Linked DNA regions of Homo sapiens: region 2 is linked to region 1. A link is a loop called in an ENCODE intact Hi-C map of the cell type or tissue named here. Cell type or tissue: MCF 10A. All regions are shown on one strand.

Region 1 (8,000 bases):
GAAAAGGTTTGTGTGGAAGTAATATTTTTTCTCTTCCTAAAATATTTTGTTAACTTCGCCAGTGAATATTTTTGTACCTAGAGTTTCCTTTGTAGGAATATTCTCAAATACATGTGTTCTATTACTTTAATAGATATAGGAATATTTAGGTTTAATAGTTTGTGTTTCAAGGAATTTGTTTCATTTAAGTTGTTAGTTTTTATTGGCAAGAGTTATTCATAAAATCCCTCATTATCAATTTAATGCCTGTAAAGTATGTTGTGATTACCCTCTTTCATTTTTAATATTGATAATTTTTTCCTAATTCATATTTACAGATTATTCTAAAAATCTAGCTTTCGGTTTATTGATTTTATCTATTGTTTTTCTGTTTTCTATTGCACGTTTTCTGTTCTTTCAGTGGAATTTGCTGTTCTTTTATAGATAACTCTTATATGCTTTATGTTTAATCTATGCTTCTTTTTCTTGGTTCTTAAATTAGAAGTTTAGGTCATTTCTTTTAAGCTTTGCTAATTAATTGAAGAATTCTGCAACATTTTCTCTAAACATTCCTTTAGCTACCCTACCATAAAATTTGATATGTTGTGTTTTCATTTTATTTCAGTTCAAAATGCTGTGTCATTCCCTTTTGATTCTTTTTTTTTGTGATCCATCGGTTTTTAAGATGTTTTATTTAATTTTAAAATATTTTAGATTTCCCATTCTTTTTAGTTAATGATTTCTAATTCATATTATTTTCATTGTGGTCAAAGAATATACTTTGTCATAATTGAATTAGTTTATGCAAACTCATTTTTTGACAAAGTATGGTCTATCTTGCTACACGTTCTATGGGTACTTGAAAGTAATGTGTACATCATTGGTACTTATTTGGTTGAGCGTTCTAGGTCATTTTGGTTGATAGTGCTTGAAAGTGCTGTATCATTGTCCTGTCAGTTATTTAGAGAGAGGTATTGAAATCTGTCTCTGTAATGGTGATTTGTCTGTTTCTGTGTTCAGTTCTTTCAGGTTTTGCTTCATGTATTTTGAAGCACTGTTATTAGCAGCATAAATGTTTAGAACCATTATGTCCTGATCAACTGATACCTTTATCATTATCAAATTATCTTCTTTATCCCTGGTAATATTCTTTACCGGTATAATTTGTCTGGTATAAAATAATTAATTCTATTGTTCTTTGATTGTTAGCTTGGTATATTCATTTCCATTATTTACTTTTAATTTGTTTCTTTCTTTATTTTTAAAATGTATTTCTTGAAGAAGGACATAATTGGATCCTACTTTTACATCCAATTTGAAAACCTATGTCTTTTAATCAGGGAATGTTGAAAACCATTTAATTTGATTAATGATATGATTAGGTTAAATCAACCATATTGCTATTTGTTTTCCATTTTCACACTTTATTCTTTTTTTTTCCTTCTTTCTGCCTTATTTTAAATTAATTAATTTAAAAATTTTGTTTTACATTCTTGACTGGCTAATTAGCTTTAACTCTTCGTTTTGTGTTTTACTGTTTGCTTTAGTGTTTATAACATGCATGTTTAATATGTCACTGTCTAGCTTAAAGTAATGTCTCACTTCACATATAATGTAAAATCTTATTAGTGTATACTCTTTATTTCCTTTTCCCAGTCTTTGTGCTGTTGTTATCATCCATTTTGCTTCTACACACCTATATGATAAATTCAGTTATTTTTATTTTTAAAAATCAATTATCTTTCAAAGAAACTTATAAATAGGAAAATTATATTTTATTTTCACATGCATACTTACTTTATCTGTTGATCTTCATTCCTTGAATAGATTGAGATTTTTATCTTCCTGAAGAACTTCCTTTAACATTTCTTTGCAGTGCTGGTGGTGAATTTTGTTAGCCTTTGTATTGCCTTTTTTTTTTCATTTTCCTTGAAAGATATTTTTGTAGAATATGGAATTCTAGTTTGATAGGTCCTTTTTTTTTCTTCCTTTACTTAAAAAAGTACTGCCACAGTAATCCTGACTTGTATTCTTATCTTCATTTTCCTATACATAATGTATCTTTTTCCTGTGGCTGTTTTTAAGATTTTTTTTCTTATCACTGGTTTTAAGCAATGTGATTATGATGTCCCTTGCAGTTTTTTTCATGTTTCTTAAGGTTGGGGTTTGTAAGCTTCTTGAATCTGTGGTTTATAGTTCTCATCAATTTGAAAACAAAAAAAAAAAACTGAAGTCATTATTTTTCATGTATTTCTCTGCCCTCTTCCTCTGCTTTGGGGATTCTATGATTTGAATGTATTTTAGGTCATTTGATATTTCACAGCTCACTGATACTGTTCATTTTTTTCACTCATTTTTCTCTCTTGAGTTCATCCAGGATAGTTTAATTGATATATCTTCAAGTTCACTAATGTATTCTTCTTCCATTTCTAACCTCTTGGCAATGCCATGCAATGCCTTTTTCCTCTTTGACATTGTATTTTTCATCTTCAAAAGTCCAGTAATCTTCCATGCCTCTCCTTAACATGTTTGTGCTTATCTGTCATCTTGAGTATATATAGAGTATATCAAAACTGTTTTTCTTTTTTTAATAATTATATCATTTTTGGCATTTCATTATTTTTTCCTCTTAATTAAGAATCTTATTTTCCTACTTCATTGAATATCTGCTCATTTCTTTATTAGATGCTAGGTATTTTGAAATTTATTTTGTTAGGTCCTACATATTCCATCTCAGTGAAATATACTTAGAATTTATTCTGAGACACAATTACATCATTTGAAAACAGTTTGATCACTTCAATTCCTGCTTTTTGCTTTGTTAGGTGGATCCAGAGTAGCCACTAGTCCAGAAAATAGAAATTCCAGCACATTAGTCCAGAGCTAATTTTTCCTCTTTAAGAGAAATATTTCTTAGCACTCTTTTTGATGCCTTGTATATTAACAAGATTATTTTTTTCATTTGAATTAGTGAAAACACAAACTATTCCTGGCTCTGAGTGAGCTGTAGGGATTGTTCTGATTATTCCTTTCTGGTGATTTTTTTTCCCCTACCTTCAGATAATTCCCTTACGTGAATGTGCTGACCAGCATTCAGCTGAAGACTTTACAGGAGCCATCTGCAGACATTTGGATGTCTGTGCATTTCTCTTCTCTCCAGTAACCTGCCCTGCAAATTCTAACCACTTTGACTTCTCAGAATGTTCAACTCTGTCCCTTCAACTTAAGCAGATAGCCAGTTGAGCTGTGATATTTGAGTTGTGCTATGGCCTGGAAATTCTCCGAGCAGTATGCACAGCAATCTTAAAGCTCATTTCATTAGTTCTTCTCTCCTAGGTGTTACTGTCTGCACTGATTGTTCTCTGATACTTGAAACATCATTATTTTCATATATTTTTCTGACGGTTCAGTTGTTTAACATGAGAAGCCAAATCTGTGCTCTGTTATTCTATCATGGCTGGAAATAGAAATTCCAGTGCATTATTATTCAAGATAATTATCTTAAATACATATCTTAATATGTATTCATAATAATGATGTTTTAATTTTACAAATTAATTAAATATTACAATTTTTATCAGGCTTTCATAATTTTTGCCAAATTCAAATATTATTTATAATTAATCTTTTCATCTATACATTCTAAAAAATTTTAATAGACATGGCCTATGTCCTTGAAAATATTCTGAGTTTGGGTAATACAGAAGTGAAAAAACATATGCAGTCTCTGATCTTATGGAACTTATATAGTAGCTATAAGATATAGATAGTAATTATATATGCAAACACAGAAATATAATAATATAATGATATATACAACAAAGTAATAGAAGAGTGCATAAAGTCAGAAGTGGTATTGAGGTGGGTGCCATATTAGCCAGGATGATGAGTGAAAGCCTCTGTGATGAGGTGATATTTAAATAAGGTGATAGTTCACCTAAGAACTAAAAGGGTGTGGGGTGAGCTTTGTTAATAACTTAGGAAAGCATGTCCAGGAAAAAAGAACAGCACATCAAAAAGGGTGCTTTTGTAAAACAAACAAATATATATGTATATAATTATATACATAATTATATAAATTATATATTATATATAGAGAGAGAGTGAAATGGAGTTAACAATTTTCAGAATAAAATAAAATGGTACTGGAGAGGTAGGCAGATACTAAATTGCAGAGCCTTGTAGGTTGTGATTTATGCTTTCAGGAAAGCGATCTAACTAACATATGGAATGGATTCTAGTGGTAAAAATGGAAGCAAATGCAGATGCAGTAGTCCAGATGAGCAACAATGTTGGCTTAGCCTTGATGATAAATAGATTTAAAAAATACCTTGGAGGCATCAGCAATCAGATTTGTAGATAAAGTCTACATGTAGGGAAGAGAAGGGTGATTTGAGGTAAAGAGATGAATCAAGGAAGAGTTGAAGATTTCCGCGTCTTTGATTTGAAAGATTGGGTACATGGCATAACTTTTTACTGAAATGGGGAAAGTAAGAGAAGCAGGTGTAGAAGAAAAGTAATAAATGTTCTATTTTCAGTGTGTTAAATTTCCAAGTGGAAATGTCACGTAGGTTGTTGAATGTATGTTTGGACCTCAGGGAAATGCCAAGACTGAAAATTAAAAAAAAAACTATTCATTTGGCATTGTATAATTTCATTTGCTTTTACCTGGTGACATTGTTCTCTTTGAGAAATATTTGGCCTGCTTCACTCAGGACCCCAATTATTCACCTTTCAGAGGCCTAATGTTATCTTCGTTCTTCCAGGCTACAGTTAAACACAGGCGGGGCTGGAGTGCCCTCTGGTGGATAAACTGACAAGGTTTGGGACACTGGAGTATGGACAAGCTAAAATAGGAATTAGGGACTTCCCACACAGGTGATAGAAGAGACAACCATAAGAGCATAACTACATGAATTGTGTTAGCTGTTAAGAAGATAAATCGAGTAGCTGAGTACTAGTATAAAAGGGAGAATGTGTGTTGTGTAATCGAACTGCTATTCACTTCTAGCCTGATTTTATGTATAGAATGCAGTCCCAGTTTTGAGAAATAGGATTTTTTAAAGCAAAATCAGAAATCTATACCATTATTTAAAGTTTTTGATTTGTAACTATTAGCTGCTATTCAGATTGAAAATACTATATAGGGTAAAATTATGCAATAAAAGATGTGTGTAGATAAGACTGGTGGATTGTAGTTATGTCAGTATCGTGGTGGTCATTCTCTACAATTGCTTTGCAAGATGTGATTATTGGAGGAAACTAGATAAAGAGTCCATTGGATCTCTCTGTTGTATTTCCTACAACTGAATATGAATCTATAATTAGCCCAAAATGAAGAGTTTAATTTTTAAAACTAATTTTTCCATGGGTCAAATTCAGCCCAGGGACCATTAGTTTGCAACTTTTATCTCAAGGAGAGAAGACATATACAGTGGTGCAGTTTAAAAATGGGACCCCTAAAATTCTATAGAAAACAATGAAGTATTTGTTTGTCGGCATAACAACCAAATCTTAGGCACATCTATAACGAGTAAATGGAGCTCCTGCCCTTTGCCCTCAAACACTACAGGAAGAATGGTCAAGATGGCAAAATATGGGCAATTATTTGGGGAAGCCAGAGGGGTTGTAATACCAAATTCCAAGAAAGTAAATACTGCTCTCTGGTTCTTACCTGCCAATATTTGAAGTGATGCCTTATGTCAGAGGAAAGTTAGTAATCCAGAAGGCATGAATGTACCACCCTCTTTTTGGATGAGTTACTTATTTGACTAGTTAACAAAATGGAAGAGCATGGTTTAAATGGATTACCAGTTTATAGATGAGACAATTGAGAGGTAGACCTTTCAGAGCTTGAGAAAACATACAGACATACATTTATTTTATTGTAATTTACTCATAAAGAGGTGTTGCCTCTGTATTTACTTTAGAGAATACACACGGTCCCCGACTTACAATGGTTTGACTTAAGTTTTTTTTAACCTAACGATGGTACAAAAGCAATACACATTCAGGAGAAATTGTACTTCACATTTTGAACTTTGATATTTTCTTGGGCTAACCATATGTGGTACAATATTCTTTCCGGATCCTGGGCAGTGGCAGTGAGCCACAGCTCCCAGGCAGCCACATAATCACAAGGGTAAACACCAGTACTCCACAGTGTACTGTGTTGCCAGATGATTTGTCTTACTGTAGATAAGGTAAGTGTCCTGAGCATGTTGAATGTGGGCTGGGCTATGCTAGGATGTTTGGAGGGTTAGGTGTATTAAGTGCATTTTCAACTGACAGTATTTGAAACCTTCAATGGGCTTATTGAGTTTGTCAGGATGTAGCCCCTTTGTAAGTCAAGGGGCATCTGTACATGATACGGTTTTTTTTTTTTTTTAATGGGCCTAGTTTCTTATTATAGTATTGCAATCAACTTCAAAAGACATCAAATGTTTTACAGGAATTGCATTTCTTGATCCAAGAAATTTATCCTGTTGCTCATTACATAAGTTCTGTGCTACACATTGCTCAGACAGCTTATACTCTTTACCCCATTCCTAAGATCAGTAATTACGCCCACCTAGTTGATTAGTGAAGAAGGAAAGGAGAGGATGGAAGGAAGAACAATTTGCAGAGGAGTCAGCAAGAGGTCTTGGTAATGGAAGCTAATGAACTGGAAAACTTTATTTGAAATTGTCATCCTCAATAGCACACCTTCCAACCCAGCATCATCACCATAGATATTGGGGTTGGAGTTTGATAATTAGTCACAGTCTTTTTTCTACCCCATGATTTGACATAGGCCAATGGAAAAGTAGACATTTGTAACAGACATATGGAAACCAAATATCAGCATTACCACTTATAAGGCTAAATTAGAAATTAGACTACAGACCATATACTTTCTTCCAAGTCTAGCTATTGGAATTATCTGTTGGATGGCAAATGTGGGTCTACAGAGTTGAAGCAAGAAACTAGAAATGTTCATCCAGTTATGATCCAGTGGTAGAGAGAAGAAGATAATGGGGGAGGGGGAAGGTAGAAAGGGGAAGAGAGAGAAAGACACCTCCATTCCAGGACATAAAAGCAAGACAACCCAAAGTAAAACTGTAAATAGATAACATCTGTCTTAGAATAACCTCACTTAAAAAATATTTTAAATTATTCTATATACGTTAATCCAGAATTGTGCTTGGCTTTGAAATACAATCGTAAACAAGAAATAGTTCTTGTAGTATGGAAAAAATTCCATAGTCTAGAAGAAGAGCTATAAATAGACAAGGTCAAGATATACTTATCTGAAATGACTATATAAATTATGTCATTATGACATAATAACATGCATAATAATGTAGCATGAAAGTAAATATATTAAATGTTGAAATAAACATAATTATGTTCTTTAATAAATATGTACTTACATATACTGGTATATGTAGTTCAAAATAGGTCTCAAAAGTATTGAATTTAAAAAACAATAATATGATTTTTAGTTGGCCAGATGTGTTTTGTTGTACTTCTTTATTTTTTATTTATTTATTTATTTATTTATTTATTGAGATGAAGTCTTGCTCTATCGCCCAGACCACTCTCTAGGAGAGCCCTGACTGGGAAAGAAGTTAAATCTGCATGTGTCAGTCAAGTAAGAGGAGGCCATAAAACAAAAACACATGACATAACAGAAAGTATATTATTCTCAGATCCATGAGAGTAGAGAGATGCCTCTGGGAGCCAATGAGAGGTCACAGGGCAATGTGTTCAAACAGCAGGTGGGGAGCAAGAGAGACAGAGAGAGATAGACCTATAGCCTGAGGCTTTACTGGGATCCAGGACATTACCCCAGCAAGTTTCCCACATGGAGTTCTAATTGGTGGATGCAGAGCAAGCGGGTGTGAGTCACATGTGGTGACTGGGACAGGGAATGCTCCCTGTAGCATACCTGCATACTGAGTGGAGAGTGGAGTCAGTGAGGTGAGTCAAGGAGGTTATCTCTGCATATCCCATGGGGAGTTGGACACTAGGAGGTGGTT
Region 2 (8,000 bases), 740 kb before region 1:
ATGGCCGGTTGCTGGGCTGATGAAGCTTTGCTGCCGCCTTCTGGCCTGAATGTTTACCACGTTTGTTTAATGAATTTTGGAAATAGAATTGCATGCCTTTCCAGTTGCTAGTGTGTAATGAAAAGCTGCATTTAAAAAATTAAGTACCATTTATTGAGAAGATCCTTTGTGGAAGAAATACGAGGCACTGCAGATACAGCGGTGAGTGAAACAGACAGAAATCTGTGCCCTCATTGAACAGTCGGGAGGAGACATACAAGACATACATAACAGGAAAAGGTAAATCCAAGATTACACAAGCAATATAGCTTGGAATGGAGATATGGAGTGGGGGAAGGGGCATTTAAATTTTAGATAAGGCCAGGGAAGACCTCCCTGAGATGTAAAGCACATGAAGGAAGTGGCAAAGAGAACAGTAAACACTGAGGCAACAGCCTGTTGGAATGTTTGAGGAACATCAAGGAGGCCGTGTGGCTGCCGCACTGCAGCAGAGTGACTGAGAGGGAGAGTAGGGCATAGGCCAGAAAGGTGAGTGTGGACAGGAGGGGGCAGAGCACACAGGGCCAGATGGGCAATTTTATACATAGGTATACATGTGTACATACATATACCCATACATATATGTATGTATACACAGACACAGGGATACACAGAGATACACATAGAGACATACACATAGAGACACACACATACATGCAGAGTCACATAAAGACACACAGATACATAAACAGAGACACACACAGAGACAAATGCAGAGAATAGAGACAGACACACACAGATACATATGTACAGTCATAGACACAGACACAGACAGAGACACACACACACACACAGACATATACAGAGAATAGAGACACACAAATACAGAGACATATGTACAGAGTCACAGAGACAGGGGCAAACACACAGACATACAGAGACAAATATATCTGAATCAGACTGGAAACTATTGGAGACTTTTGAATAGAGGGGAGATGTGGCAATGCATATTTACATTGATCACTCTGAAGATTGCATGAATAATAAACTATAGTTGTGGCAAGGGATGAGCAGAGAGACATATTAGGAGGCAAGGAGTAACAATGACTTGGACCAGCATGGTAAAATGGAAGTGGTGAGATATGGTCCAGTTCTGGGTACATTTTGAAGATAGAAGATTTGCTGATGGATTGAATGAGGGGTATAAAAGAGAGCACTGAAGGGTAACTGGGTAGCTGAGAAATTTAATAGCTGAAGTCATTTACTGAGATGGAGAAGTCTGTGGGAAGGGCAGGCTGGATGAGTGAAGGTAGAGAGAACAAGAGTTATTATTTGGAAATGTTTACTTTGAGATGCCTGTTGCACATATACCAAAGAGGAGATCAGAGGAGAAAACTAGGGCGGTGATACAATGTTTGGCGACACACCCTATAGATGGTACTTAGAGTCATGAAATTGGATGAGGTCAGATTAAGAACATCAATTCAATGTGGCAGAAGTTCTTATCACTTGCAACCTGAACATGGTTCTGACTTCAGTGCAGCTTAGAGATTTAAATGCCCATTTTGCCATGTGATGACTTTATTGTCCTATTACTTTTCTCTATTTGAACTGTTGTAAAACATATGGCTCAAGCTGTATTTATCTGTTTTTCATGTGGCATGACTGTATCTGTTATGAATTAAATTTACCTGTTTTTTTCTCCTTATTTCATCACAATTATAATAGCTGCTAGCAGCAACAATAGTGAGCACAATTGCAAATAAGCACAGTTGCAAATACTGGCAGTGTTATGGTGTGCTTGTTATGTCTTCCCAAATCCTCTTGTTAAACTAAAAATATTTCTACATACCCTTTAATACTCAATTTAAATATCATTCCCTCTGCGAAGCCCTTATCTCTGGGCAGTGCCTACTCCTCCCTTTCCTGTATTTTCATCACGCCTTGTTTATACCTTTCTTATAGCCTTTGTCATGAAACTGATTATTAGCTTTCTGAAAAGATAATAAAAGAAAGATAATAAGAAAAGACAATAAAAGAAAAGATAATAAAAAGATTATTATCTTTTCTGCCATGGATTGTAATCCTCAAGAGGGCAGGGATTGTACTTTACTTCTTTTCGTCTGCTTGGTGACACAGTTACTATAACAGCATGTGCTTGATAAATAAATACCACTTATGCTAAATACAATAATGGACTTTTCATTTGGGTCACTTTTATGTTGAATAAATTAAAACTGTATGATTTATAAGTGTCTTAATTTGTAGATACTTCCAAATAAAGCAAGAAAAGGGTTCTCTATTCCTCTCTGGGCTATATAAATGGCTGCCTAGGTTTTTATTTTGTTTGACATTAATTTAGTTGGCCAAAGAAGATTCTGAGCTGTCGGACTTCATTCCTCACTGCTGCTCTTTGGCAAGCCTCACATCAAAGGGCTGTTTGGAAGTTTATTCGTATTGAGGCTTTCTGGCTTCTTGTACTAGTTTGGAATGAAAATCTATTCGGGAGATTTACTGTGTCATTCTGGTATGGGTCAAATCTTTTTATCAAGAATTATTCCAGTGATTTTCCTTGGCTTAACCCCAGGCCTATATCTAAGCAAACGTTTGCCCAGGAATTTTGGTCCTTTATGTGTTTTGTTCCAATCCAGTTTAAATGTCATTTTCATTAGCTATTACTTTATAAATCTTTATTTAGCTGTTAAATAATTTTCCATATAGGGAAGTGTTGTGGAGCCTCCCTGTTCCAAGAAGTTCAGATAGAAAATGACAGCCATTCAAACTTCTACTTAGGCAAAAGATCTTTAAAGAAGTGTCTACTAAATATTTCCTATGTGCCAATTGTTTTGAGTGCTAGAGACAAAGTAGTGTGTCCAATAAAGTTCTTGTCTCATGGAGCATACTCTTTAGTGAAGAGATGACAGGTAATAAACTTTAAACAAACAAAAAAGAATGGTAATTTCATATAATGATATGCTATGAAGTAAATACAACTGGATGTGAGAAAAAAAGGAATGAAAGGGTGACTCACAACTGAGTGTATGGGTGCCAAAGCATAGTGCCTACTTAATGTGTCAGCACAGGCATATGCTACAATGTGGATGAATCTCCCTGTTCCAGCTACTGGATTCTTCTCTGAGGTCCCAGTGTTTTGGTTCTTCTCAATTTGCCACCACACTCTCCTGAATTTATTCTCTGAAATGTTTCTGTGTTCTATGTTGGGTTCTGTACCCTGAAAGGCTGATGTCTACAGACCATTAACTGGGTTCTCTGTCCTATGGCTTCTAGTTGGATTCTGCAAGCATTGGCTGGTGATCAGAGGGTGGAAGGAAAAAGAGGTTGAGATCTTTTCTCCTCTCTCTCCCTCCATGACTAAAGCATAGTGTGGCAGTCCTGCATTACTTGACAGCCACAGCTCCTGGCAGATGGCACATCTTCTTTGCTGCTTCAGGACTAAGGGTGATAATAGCGTGGAGCTATAATAATCACACTACTCACACCTCTATAAATAGGACCTTCATTTAAGTTTCTTCCCCAAAGCCCTTTTGGGTGTGGCTTCTGTTTCCTTCCAGGAACATGAATGATACAGCAGGAATGTTAAAGAATAATCACCCATGTAGATAGGTCCTCCTTCAGTCCATTTCCAGTTCTCAGATATTCTAGCCCTGTCTCTTTCACATTAGAGGTATTTATATATATTTTGTTATTCATGATGAAAATCTTGGAAAAATCTATTCTGGGGGCTCCAGAGCCTCCGAAAAATGCTATCACACAGACTCAATCCCTTCTTTAAGCTTGTTTTTACCTATAATTTGGTTTCATGAGCCCACACTATTATTGCTGTGCATAGCAGTGTTTTCAGGTGATACTGTAAAAACTAAATCAAAAGGTTTATACTTCAAGGTATTGGAAAATATCTTCATATTAAATGGAGAAGTAATATTTTTTGGTGAAATAAAGGCTTAATGATTTAAACAATGTGACTCTTACTATAACTCTTAATAGTGAAAGTGTATTTGCTGCATTATTTACTCAGTGGGGTAAGAGTGCATCTAATTTATTTTATCTCCAAGTATGTTGAACTCTGGCTCACCTCTATGGTTATCGAAAATCATGTCTTCTTCCATCCAAGAAGTTAAAAGTAATCTAATACAATATTCTGAATAATAAAAGATTACTCTCTACCATAAAATCCTCAATAAATGGCTTTCCAGTTTTTGCTATAATATTTTCAGTTTGTGAGATCTCATCATGCCATCTTAAAAGGTCATCCATTCCATTTACATGCCCTTTAAGTATTAGAAAGTATTATTGATCTCAAATCAACCTTTCCATAACTTCCTGTTTCTCCCAATTTTTCTTATTGTGATAAAATACACATAACATAAAATTTACCATCTTAACCATTTTAAGTGTACAGGGCAGTAGTATTAAGTATGTTCATATTGTTGGGCAGTCATCACCAGCATCTATCTCCAGAACTCTTTTTAACTTGCAAAACTGAAACTACATACCCATTAAACAATAACTCCTGTTTTTCTCCTACTCCAAGGCCCTGGAAACCATCATTCTACTTTCTGGTTTTTTTAATGATTTTGACTATTCAAAATACCTCAGATAAGTAGAATCATATAATATTTGTGTTTTAGTAACTGGCATATTTTATTTAGCATAATGTCCTCAAGGTTCATCCACATTGTAGCATATGCCAGAATTTCCTTCCTTTTTAAGGTTGAAATATTTGTGTGTGTGGTGTGTATAATGTGTGTGTGTGGTGTGTATAATGTGTGTGTGTATTATACTTGGGTTGCTTCCATTGTTAAAAGAAAAACTTCAGCTGAATTAAATTTAAAGAAGTTTAATTGAGCAATGAATGATTCACAAATTGGGCAGTCCCCAGAATCACAGCAGATTCAGAGAGACCCCAGGGTTGCCTTGTGGTCAGAACAAATTTATAGACAAAAAAAGAGAAGTGATGTACAGAAATCAGAGGTGAGGTACAGAAACAGCTGGATTGGTTACAGATTGCCATTTACCTCATTTGAACACAATTTGAACACTCAGCAGTGTATTACTGGTTGAAGTATGGCTGTTAGGATTGGCCAAGACTCAACCACTGTTATGGGTGCATACTCCTAAGTCAGGGTTTCAATCTTGTCTACCCGCTAAGTTAGGTTGCAGTTCGTCCACAAGGACTCAAATATAGAAGTACAAAGTCCTTCTCAGGCCATATTTAGTTTGCTTTAACACCATATTTTAGCTATTGTGAATAATGCTATGTGCATGGATATACAAATACCCTTTTGAAACCTTGTTTTCAATTATTTTAAGTACATATTCAGAACTGGAATTGCTGGATCATATGGTAAATCTATTTTTAATTTTTTGAGAAATTGCTTTACTGTTTCCCACAGTGGCTGTACTAGTTTATGTTCCCACTAACAGTACACAAGTGTTCCAATTTCTCCACATCTTTACCAACACTTATTTTTTTTTTCCTGTTAGCAGCCATCCTAATGGGTGTGAGGTAGTATCTTATTGTAGTTTTGATTTGAATTTTCCTAGTGATATTGAGCATCTTTTCATGTGCTTATTGGCTATTTGTATGTCTTCTTTGGAGAAATGTCTATTGAAGTCCTGTGCCCATTTTTGAATCAGATAGTTTTCTGTTGTTAAATTTAAGAAATTCTCTATGTATTCTGGATACTAATCCCTTAAAAGATATGCAATTTGCAAATGTCTTCTTGCAAATATTTTCTCCCATTCTGTAGGTTGACACTCTATTTTATTGATAATGTCTTTTGGTGTACAAACATTTTTAAATTTATGATGTCCAATTTTTTTTCTTTTGTTACCTGTGCCTTTGGTGTCATATCTAAGAAATAATTGTCAAATTCAACGTCATGAAGCATTTGCCCTGTGTTTTGTTCTAAGGGTTTTAGTTCTCACATTTAGATCATTGATATGATTTGGCTGTGTACCCACCCAAATCTCATCTTGAATTGTAATCCCCATAATCTCTATGTGTTGCGAGAGGAAACTGGTGAGACAAAATTGAATCATGTGGGCAGTTTCCCCCATGCTGCTCTGGTGATAGTGAGTTCTCACGAGATCTCATGGTTTTATAAGCATCTGGCGTTTCCCCTGCTGCACTCATTTTCTCTCCTGCCACCTTGTGAAGAGGTGCCTTCTGCCATGTTTGTAAGTTTCCTGAGGCCTTCCCAGCCATGCAGAACTGTGAGTCAATTAAACCTCTTTTTGTTATAAATTACCCAGTCTCAGGTATTTCCTTATAGTAATGTGGGAACAGGCTAATATAGTCATTGATGCATTTTTAGTTTTTTTTAATATATGGTGTTAGGTAAGGGTCCAACTTCATTTTTTGGCATGAGGATATCTAGTTTAGCCAACACCATTTGTTGAAAAAATGGACTTTTCTCCATTAAGTGGTCTTGACATTTCTGTCGAAAATAATTTGAGTATACATGTAAAGGTTTGTTATCTAGACTCTGTATTCTATTCCAATAGTCTATGTCTGTCTTTATGCCAGGTCTACACTGCTTTGATTGCTGTAGCATTGTAATAAATTTTGAAATGAGGAGGTGTGATTCCTCTAGCTTTGTTCTTCTTTTCCTGGAGTGTTTTGGCTATTTGGGGTCCTTTCAGATACTAACTCATATAGTTATGAGTTTTAGGATGGGTTTTCTTATTTCTGTAAAAAAGGTCATTGGGATTTTGATAGTGATTGAATTAAATATGTAGATTGCTTTGGGTAGTATTGAGATCTTAACAATACTAAGCCTTCCAGTCCATGAACAAAAGATGTCTTTCCATTTATTTTTGTCTTCTTTATTTCAGAATTTTTAAAAAGAGTTTTCACTGTACAAGTCTTACGTCTCATTGGTTAATTCCCAAGTATTTTATTATTTATAATGCTGCTGTGGTCTGAATGTGTCTCCCCCATACACACATATTCATGTTGAAACTTTCTTGCCAATGTGATAGTATTAAGAGGTGGGGTCCTTAGGAGATGATTAGGTCATGAGTGCCATCCTCATGACTTAGCACTCTTATAAAAGAGGTGTGAGGGAGCTGTTTGCCCCTTCTGCCATGTGAAGATGTAGCAAAAGGCACCATCCTGGAAGTAGATAGCTGCCCTCACTAGACATTGAATTTTCTGGTGTTTTGATCTAGGACTTCTCAGGCTGCAGAAATATGAGAAAATGAATGCATGTTATTTATAAATTACCCAGTCTCAGGTATTTTGTTATAGCAGCAGGAATACACTAAGACAGATATTATTTTAAATTGAATTGTTTCTTAATTTTCTTTTCCGATTGTTCATCATCAGTGTATAGAAATGTGATTGATTTTAGTGTGTTTATATCCTGAGTAGCTGAGATTACCGGCATGTGCCACCATGCTCAGCTAATTTTTGTTTTTTTAGTAGAGATAGGGTTTCACCATGTTGAGCAGGCTGTTCTTGAACTCCTGAGCTCAAATGATCTGCCTGCCTTGGCCTCCCAAGGTGGTGGGATTACAAGCATGAGCCACCTGCACCCAACCTGTTTTCATTAATCTTTAAGTATTTTCTAATTTTCCTTGTGATTTCTTTTTCATTGATTGGTTAAGAGTATGTTAATTTCTAAAAATTTATACATTTTTCAGTTTTCTTCTGTTATTGATTTCCAATTTCATCCTGTCATGGTCAGAGAAGATGCTTTATATGATATCTATCTTTTAAAATCTATTGAGACTTAATTTGTGACCTAACATATAGTCGATTTTGGAAAATCTATTATGTGCACTTAAGAAGAATGTATATTCTGTTATTGTTGAGAAGAATGTTCTGTATATGTCTGTTAGATTTAGTTGGTTTATTGCGTCATTCAATTTTTCTATTTCCTTGTCTCCTGTCTGGTTTTTCTATTATTGAGAGTGGGATATTTAAATCTCCAACTATTTATTGTAGACTGTCAATTAATCTCTTCAGTTTTGTTAATTTTTTCTTCATATAATGT

Evidence for each region. A loop is a pair of places that touch in the nucleus more often than their neighbours do. Peaks named below come from ENCODE experiments on the same cell type or tissue, not always from the same donor. Only the 100,000 strongest peaks of a DNase experiment are listed, where the experiment ranks them.
Region 2: it touches region 1 in a loop (10-fold over the local background); 3 of 110 quality-filtered maps call a loop at or near these places.

Annotation. Positions count from the first base shown.
Region 1 is chr5:63,398,418-63,406,417 of GRCh38, reverse strand. No RefSeq gene overlaps it. Among named protein-coding and RNA genes, the nearest start is that of HTR1A, 560 kb to the left of the region's middle. In MCF 10A, a CTCF peak has its summit at 4,792 (motif pointing left); a DNase peak (open chromatin) is centred at 4,797.
Region 2 is chr5:64,140,068-64,148,067 of GRCh38, reverse strand. No RefSeq gene overlaps it. Among named protein-coding and RNA genes, the nearest start is that of RNF180, 22 kb to the left of the region's middle. In MCF 10A, a CTCF peak has its summit at 40 (motif pointing left); DNase peaks (open chromatin) are centred at 7 and 3,037.